Regions from separate parts of the Homo sapiens genome. Here region 1 is linked to region 2. The links are chromatin contacts, found by Hi-C or POLR2A ChIA-PET in ENCODE. All regions are on one chromosome and are shown on one strand. Each heading gives the region's core, a stretch centred on a gene start or an enhancer-like site at or near the end of the contact. The rest is flanking DNA. Distances are from core to core; before and after follow the strand shown. Region 1 holds the start of LRRC41 (leucine rich repeat containing 41). Region 2 holds the start of AKR1A1 (aldo-keto reductase family 1 member A1).

What was found. Hi-C counts contacts between places; a loop is a spot of excess contacts on that map. ChIA-PET counts read pairs that join two places held with the same protein, here RNA polymerase II (POLR2A). Pooled maps may share reads with other maps.
Region 1: a loop to region 2 is called in a pooled map, with 7 times the contacts of the local background. The contact joins the promoter of LRRC41 here to the promoter of AKR1A1 in region 2. A Hi-C loop is called at or near these places in 7 of 50 pooled maps. POLR2A ChIA-PET finds 5 or more read pairs at or near these places in 2 of 52 experiments (HEK293 and activated CD4-positive, alpha-beta T cell).

What each region holds. Positions count from the first base shown.
Region 1 is chr1:46,302,016-46,305,631 of GRCh38, reverse strand. It overlaps LRRC41 (leucine rich repeat containing 41), which reads left to right and starts at 2,016. Exons shown (of 10, transcript NM_006369.5): 1 at 2,016-2,508. The coding sequence starts at 2,310. It overlaps UQCRH (ubiquinol-cytochrome c reductase hinge protein), which reads right to left and starts at 1,934. Exons shown (of 4, transcript NM_006004.4): 1 at 1,812-1,934. The coding sequence starts at 1,865. RefSeq lists enhancers at 1,180-1,761, 1,762-2,345, 2,081-2,480, 3,511-3,616 and silencers at 2,471-2,530, 2,581-2,630, 2,661-2,810, 3,161-3,230, 3,261-3,616.
Region 2 is chr1:45,548,744-45,552,114 of GRCh38, reverse strand. It overlaps AKR1A1 (aldo-keto reductase family 1 member A1), which reads right to left and starts at 1,289. Exons shown (of 9, transcript NM_153326.3): 1 at 960-1,289. RefSeq lists enhancers at 817-1,036, 1,267-1,496, 1,547-1,606.

The DNA of each region.
Region 1 (3,616 bases), core at 767-3,266, 750 kb before region 2:
CAGGCGCCCGCCGCCACGCCCGGCTAATTTTTTGTATTTTCAGTAGAGAAGGGGTTTCACCATGTTAGCCAGGATGGTTTGGATCTCCTGACCTCCTGATCCACCCGCCTCGGCCTCCCGATCCACCCGCCTCGGCCTCCCGATCCACCCGCCTCGGCCTCCCAAAGTGCTGGGATTACAGGCATGAGCCACCGCGCCCGGCCAGAATACCCTAGTTTAAAACTGACTGCTTAATTACTTGCTTTTTCTCATCTATTGCAGCGGTGGATCTTGCTGACCTTTCTGAGGCAGGCTCCATTTCTTTCTTTAGTTTTTTTTTTTTTTTTTTTTTTTGAGACAGGGTCTCACTCGGGTTGCCTCGGCTGGAGTGCAGTGACACGATCACGGCTCACTGCAGCCTGGACTTCCTGGGCTCAAACTCCCGAGCAGTTGAGACCACAGGCGTTCACCACCATGCCCGGCTAATTTTTATATTTTTTGTAGAGACGGGGTTTCGCCACGTTGCCCAGGCTGGTCCAACTCCTGGACTCATGCTACCTGTCTGCCTCGGCCGTCCTCCTAAAGTGTTGGGATTACAGGCGTGAGCCACTGCGCCCGGCCTCAGGTTCTATTTCTTTTTAGAAATAATAAGACTAGAAAAATTAAGGGATAAATAAGTCTCCAATTATTCTGAACCCACAGCCCAGAATGGCTGCCCCCAAGTGACCAGAGAACAGACGGACAGGAAATGAGATTAGAAACAACTAGTAGCTGTGTCGCAAAATTGATAAGAGTCCTGGTTCTAGAACCGCGCTGCTTGGCCGCAATTCCTGGCTGCACCAATTTGGTAGCTGCATGACCTTAGAAAAGATATTTAACCTCTATGCTTGTTTCCTCATCTGTAAAAATGGCACTAATAGTACCCAACACTTACTTCATAGGAATAGTGTGTAGATGAAATGAATTAGGGCCGGGCGCGGTGGCTCACGCCTGTAATCCCAGGACTTTGGGAGGCCGGGGTGGGCGGATCACTAGGTCAGGAGTTCGAGATCAGCCTGGCCAACAGAGTGAAACCCCCGTCGCTACTAAAAACACAAAAATTAGCCAGGCGTGGTGGCGGACACCTGTAGTCCCAGCTACCTGGGAGGCTGAGGCAGGAGAATCGCTTGAACCCAGGAGGCGGAGGTTGCAGCGAGCCGAGACCACGCCACTGCACTCCAGCCTGGGCGACAGAGCGAGATTCCATCTCAAAAAAAAAAAAAAAATTAATTAGTGCATATAAAGCACTTGGAATAGCAAGCAGTCAATAATTATAGCAGCACTCTTTCTCTGGGAAAGAGCTCCCTCTTCCATCACAGAATCACATCGTACATTCTTTCATTGTCCCCAAAGACACACACCTTCCTCAAAGAAAAGGAACACAAGGCCAGGTCTTCCGAACCTCCATAGAAGATGTGGTAGGGATTCCTAACCTGAGCTGGGGCAAGGCGGTCTGTTTGCTCCCCAAATCTGTGAAACGCGGGCTTCAGAACATCTGACTGACTGCAAACATAGGTCATATTTTTACAAGACTTTAGTCCACAAAACATTTTCGCTCTCAAACCTTCACTACATTCACAGAATGCAGAAGCCGAGGCCCAGAGAAAAACTAGTCATCTATCTGTCCAAAGTCACCGGACGAATTCTGGGGAAAGGTCGAGGGAACTAGAGCTCCCGACTATGCAAACCCTAGAGGGTAAACTGGGGGCTAAGAGGGCCCCGTGCGTGTTTTGGCGGGCTAGGTCCTGGGCTTCAGGGCAGAGAAGAGGGCCGAGTGGATCGCCTTGCCTTACCTCCTCAGGATCTCCGGATTCGGTAAGCATCTTTTGCTCGTCCTCCAGTCCCATGTCTGGCTACGGTTCTAGATTCAACACGAGCAGCAACAGCGGCACCTAACCCAGTTCAGGATCAAGAAGGACTTGTAAGGGTCACTCAGCGGAAATCCGGCGATCTGGCCGGAAGTGCGGCACACTCATCGTGGTCGCGAACACATGCTCAGATTGGCATGTACTACCAGCCGCAGGCAGAGGTTAGGGGTAGCTGATGTTTGCACCCGAGGAGGCTTTGCTAAGAAACATCCCCTTAGTCATACCACACCCAAGTATAATTGATCTAGGAGTTTATCTAAAATAGTAGCTCCTAAGAGACTTGGAAAGTGTGCTAATTTCTTCGAAATTTCTTTAGAATAATTCACATTCTTCCCCATATCGCTTATGGAGCCGTCCTAACTGCTGACCTTTTCAAGATGGCGGTCCGCGGGCGACACTCTCGGGCTCGCGCACCTCCCCAAGATGGCGGCGCCCGAGGCCTGGCGCGCCCGGAGTTGCTGGTTCTGTGAGGTAGCGGCGGCAACGACCATGGAGGCCACGTCCCGGGAGGCGGCGCCAGCGAAGAGCTCGGCCTCGGGCCCCAACGCTCCCCCCGCCCTGTTCGAGCTGTGCGGGCGGGCGGTGAGCGCCCATATGGGGGTTCTGGAGAGCGGGGTGTGGGGTAAGTCGCGGGGTGAGGGGCTACCTCTGGCTAAGAGCAAGGGGCGGCCCAGCGGCCGGGGGGCGCGGGGGGCGAGGCCGGGAGGCCCGGGGCAAGGCCCAGCCTGGGGCGCTGAAAGCCAGCTCGTAGGATCGGAGAATGAATTTTGTGACTGACAGGGCTGGACAGAGTAAAGACGGAGACCTAAATGGGCAGGCTGACCCGCACCGCGGCCTGGCTCGGGGGCGCGGGGGGCGAGGCCAGGAGGCCCGGTCTGGAGCGAAGCAGGCTGGGCCCGGGCGACTGAGGCTGGATTGCGGCTGTGGGCCGCGCGAACTGACACTCGGCTGGGCCGGGCAGGAGAGTCTCGGATGTCGAACCGGTGGGCAGCGATGGCCCGGCTGCCCTAGGGCAGGGGCCGAGGTTAGGAGGCCCGGCCTAAGGCAAGGCCAGGCCAGGCCCGGGGCCACCGAACCTGACTGATGGCCCCGGGGCTCCAGCATCTGCCTGACACGCCACGGGGGTCGAGATTCCGGAGGCCAAGCCGATGGGCGGAGGGGAGGACAGCAGATTGGAGAGCGAGGGAATGGGGCAGGGGGAGAGGCCGAACGAAAGGGTCGGGGCGCCGCGGCCTGTCTGACGGCCCAGGGCTGACGGGAGCGAACCGACAACCGGGGTCTCGGGTGCCAAACTGACTAAGCGACCGAGCGACCGTGCGACCCGCAGGACAGGGAGCGCCGGAGGCCACTCGGATCGGCTCGAGCGGCGAGGAGGGACCGGAGAGCGAGTGGAGGGGGGCCCGGAGCGGCTTAAACAAGCGAGGGAGGCTCGAATGACGGACAGGCGGGAAGGGCCAAGGAGGCCCCAAGCGGGGCGACGGCCCGGGGATCCCGGACTGCCGGGCTGCCGTGGCAGGGGGCGCGGCGCCGCCAAGAGGCCTTGGGCTGAATGGGAGTGAACGGGGGCCCCAGGCCTGAAGGCGGCCGGGACCAAAGGGCCGGGCCTGGATGGAGGGCGGCCTGGGGCGCCGGGATGAACGGCCGGGGAGGGCGAACCGGCCAGTTGGGCTGGGAGGCGGGGCTGTGGGTTGGGGACCGCTGGCCGCGGCCTGGCCGCTGACGAGGGAAAC
Region 2 (3,371 bases), core at 40-2,539:
TGTTTATATATAAATTTCCCCCACAAACCTGGCTACTCCTTGAGGTCTGAGCCTGTCATCTGCCTGAACCCCTCACTCCTAGAGTACCTGTCCCATACATACATACATACATACATACATACATACATACATACAATGTACACAATACACACACCACACACACACAGCTTATGGGGGAGAGATCTTGACAGGTTGAGTTTGGCCAGCTGGAAGGACATTTGAGGAAGTCGCTGCCTCTGTCACCTTCTTCCTTTACCTGTTGGAAAACCTGAAAAGAATCCTCTTGGAGAATATCAAAGCACTTTACTATACTCGGCAAAAAATCCCAGTGGACCAGATAGAATCATACTGAGATTGCTCCTGTATTAAAGATAAGGAAACAGATCTTGGAAAAGTAACAGGCCTGCAGCCCTGAGTATGAACGATCTGAAGGGGAAGAGTTAATTAACAGTAGCCTCATCCAGTGAAGGTTCAGATCTGTGTCTTACTTTAACAGAGTTCTGGGGCAACAGAATAACATGTCAGACTTTCTCAGACCCAAAGCAGGTGTCTAAGTAAGAGAATTATCCCCACTTCTCCCCACTTCTGAGAACTATCCCTGCACCTGCATAAGAAAGCCGGAGCAGCTGGAAAAAGCACATAGGTGAGCAAACAAAAAGATGGCAATTAAAACTTGCAGATCACCTAGTATGCGCTGTGCGCCTTCAAAGCTTTATCTCAATTCTTGCTACAGTTCTAATGTAGGACCTCATTTTATTGCTGAGGAAACAGGTTCAGAGAAACTGGGAAGTTAGCAAGAGATCATACAGAGAAAAAGAAGAGCTCAAATCCGAAACCAAGTCTCGTCCCCTCCAGTGCTCTGCGCTCTCCACTCAACCCCAGGGGCTTACATTTCAGTAGTAAAGAATCGAGGCCATCTCCTCCGGGAGAAAGATAGGCCAGCAGCAAGAGAAACTCACCTTGGCACAAGCACAGAGCGTGAATAGGGTACTGTGGCCTGGGCTCAGTTCTGCACCCCGCCAGAGATCCAACGATCCTCAGCTTAAGTCTGGCGGTGAGGGGGAAGTTCCACCCGGAGGGAGGGGCAGGGGCCGGGCATAAAGGATCACGCGCAGGGTGGACCGCCTTCGCCGCCTCCCGAGGAAGGACCTGAAGGGGATGGAAAACAGAGCTGGGAGGTAGTACCGTCTCCACCTCTGGATCCTCGAGGTCGAACTGGCCGGAACTTGGTCACTCACTCCGCAGCGCGGGTTTGGAGAACTCCTGGGCACAATGAGGCAGGTGGCGCTGGCCACGTGGGCGGTGCAAGGGGCGGGGCCAGCCTCGCCTTTTGCTGGCCCACATTGCACCGCGCGCCTAGGCGCCGCCGCAGGCGCTTTTCCGGGGGAAGTAAGGTAGCAGATGCCACGTTGCAGGTTCTTCTGGTGTCGGCCCTCCGGATTCACAATGCCATCCGTGGCTCCATACTCTCCCTAAAGTCAGGTTGGCTGGATTCCCAAAGTTCACCTAAGTTGGCCCCGTTACATTTAGTTCAAGCAAACTGAGGCCCAGAGAGCAGCTGCAACACCAAGATTGGCCAGAATACAGAAGACCTCGCGTCTGCAGATCCAGGCGCTGGAAAGTGCCTGGTCCCCCTGTCTGGACCATAGACCCCGCCCAGCACGTTATGTGCCAGGCACTGTGCTTAACACTTAATAAACATGGTTTTATTGAATCTTCATAATAATCCTGGAAAAGGAATATTCCTTTTTTTTTTTTTTTTTTGAGACGGAATCTCGCTCTCGCCCAGGCTGGAGTGCAGTGGCGCGATCTTGGCTCACTGCAACCTCCGCCTCCCTGGTTCAAGCAATTCTCTGCCTCAGCCTCCCGAGTAGCTGGGATTACAGGCGCCCGATACCACGCCTGGCTAATTTTTTTGTATTTTTTAGTAGAGACGGGGTTTCGCCATCTTGGCCAGGCTGGTCTTGAACTCCTGACCTCGTGATCCACCCGCCCTGGACTCCCAAAGTGCTGGGATTACAGGAGTGAGCCACTGCGCCTGGCCGAAAAGGAATATTCTTTTATTTCGTACAAGCCTTTTTAAAAATCGTAGTATAGCATATATACAGAAAATACACCAGTCTTTTTTTTTTTCTTTTTCTTTTTTTCCTATTCTACATCCAGGAAGAAAGAAAATGTATAAATCTTAAATGTATACAGTTCTTTTTTTTAAATTATTTTTTGCAATGTAACTGCCATCCAGAGGAAGATATTACCAGCACACCATAAGCCTGTGAGGAAAGTATTCATAATCCATTTTACAGATTGGACAGACTCAGCAAGGTTAAGGCTATTTATAATTTTCCCAAAGTCACACAGGTATTAATTAAATGACACATCTGCGATTTGAAATAGTCTGTGCTGTTTGAGTGGAGAGGTGTCTTGCATGTATGTGTTTTCCTTGGCAGGGATGGGCAAGACACAGGGTTATCTCGGTTTGGCTCTGCTTTTCCCCACACCTTTACTCCCTGAGAGCAACTCTTCCCATTTCCCCACCCCCGTTATCCCCCACTGTCTCCCCAACATAAGTGATGTCCTGGTGGACCAAATGTCTAATGTATCAGGCCATCCTCATAAAAACAATCAGACTTGGCCGGGTGCGGTGGCTCACGCCTGTAATTCCAGCACTCTGGGAGGCCGAGGCAGGCGGATCACCTGAGGTCAGGAGTTAGAGACCAGCCTGACCAACATGGAGAATCCCCGTCTCTATTAAAAATACAAAATTAGCCGGGCGTGGTGGCACATGCCTGTAATCCCAGCTACTCGGGAGGCTGAGGCAGGAGAATTGCTTGAACCTGGGAGGCGGAGGTTGTGGTGAGCTGAGATTGCGCCATTGCGCTCCAGCCTGGGCAACAAGAGTGAAACTCCATCTCAAAAAAAAAAAAAAAAAAAATTCAGCTAGGCGTCGTGGCGCGCACCTGTAGTCCCAGATACTCAGGACGCTGAGGCAGGAGAATCGCTTGAACCCGGGAGGCGGAGGTTTCAGTGAGCCGAGATCGAGCCACTGCACTCTAGCCTCTTGACAAAGCGAGACTGCCCCTCAAAAAAAAAAAAAAAAAAAAAAAAAAAAAAAAATTAGCTGGATGTATTGATGCGAGCCTGTAATCCCAGCTACTTGGGAGCCTGAGGCAACAGAATCACTTGAACCAGGGAGGCGGAGGTTGCAGTGAGCTGAGATCGCGCCACTGCACTCCAGCCTGTATTCAAAAAAAAATAAAATAGGCCAGGCATGGTGGCTCACGCCTGTAATCCCAGCACTTTGGGAGGCCGAGGTAGGCAGATCACCTGAGGTGAGGAGTTCGAGACCAGCCTGACCAACATGGAGAACCCCC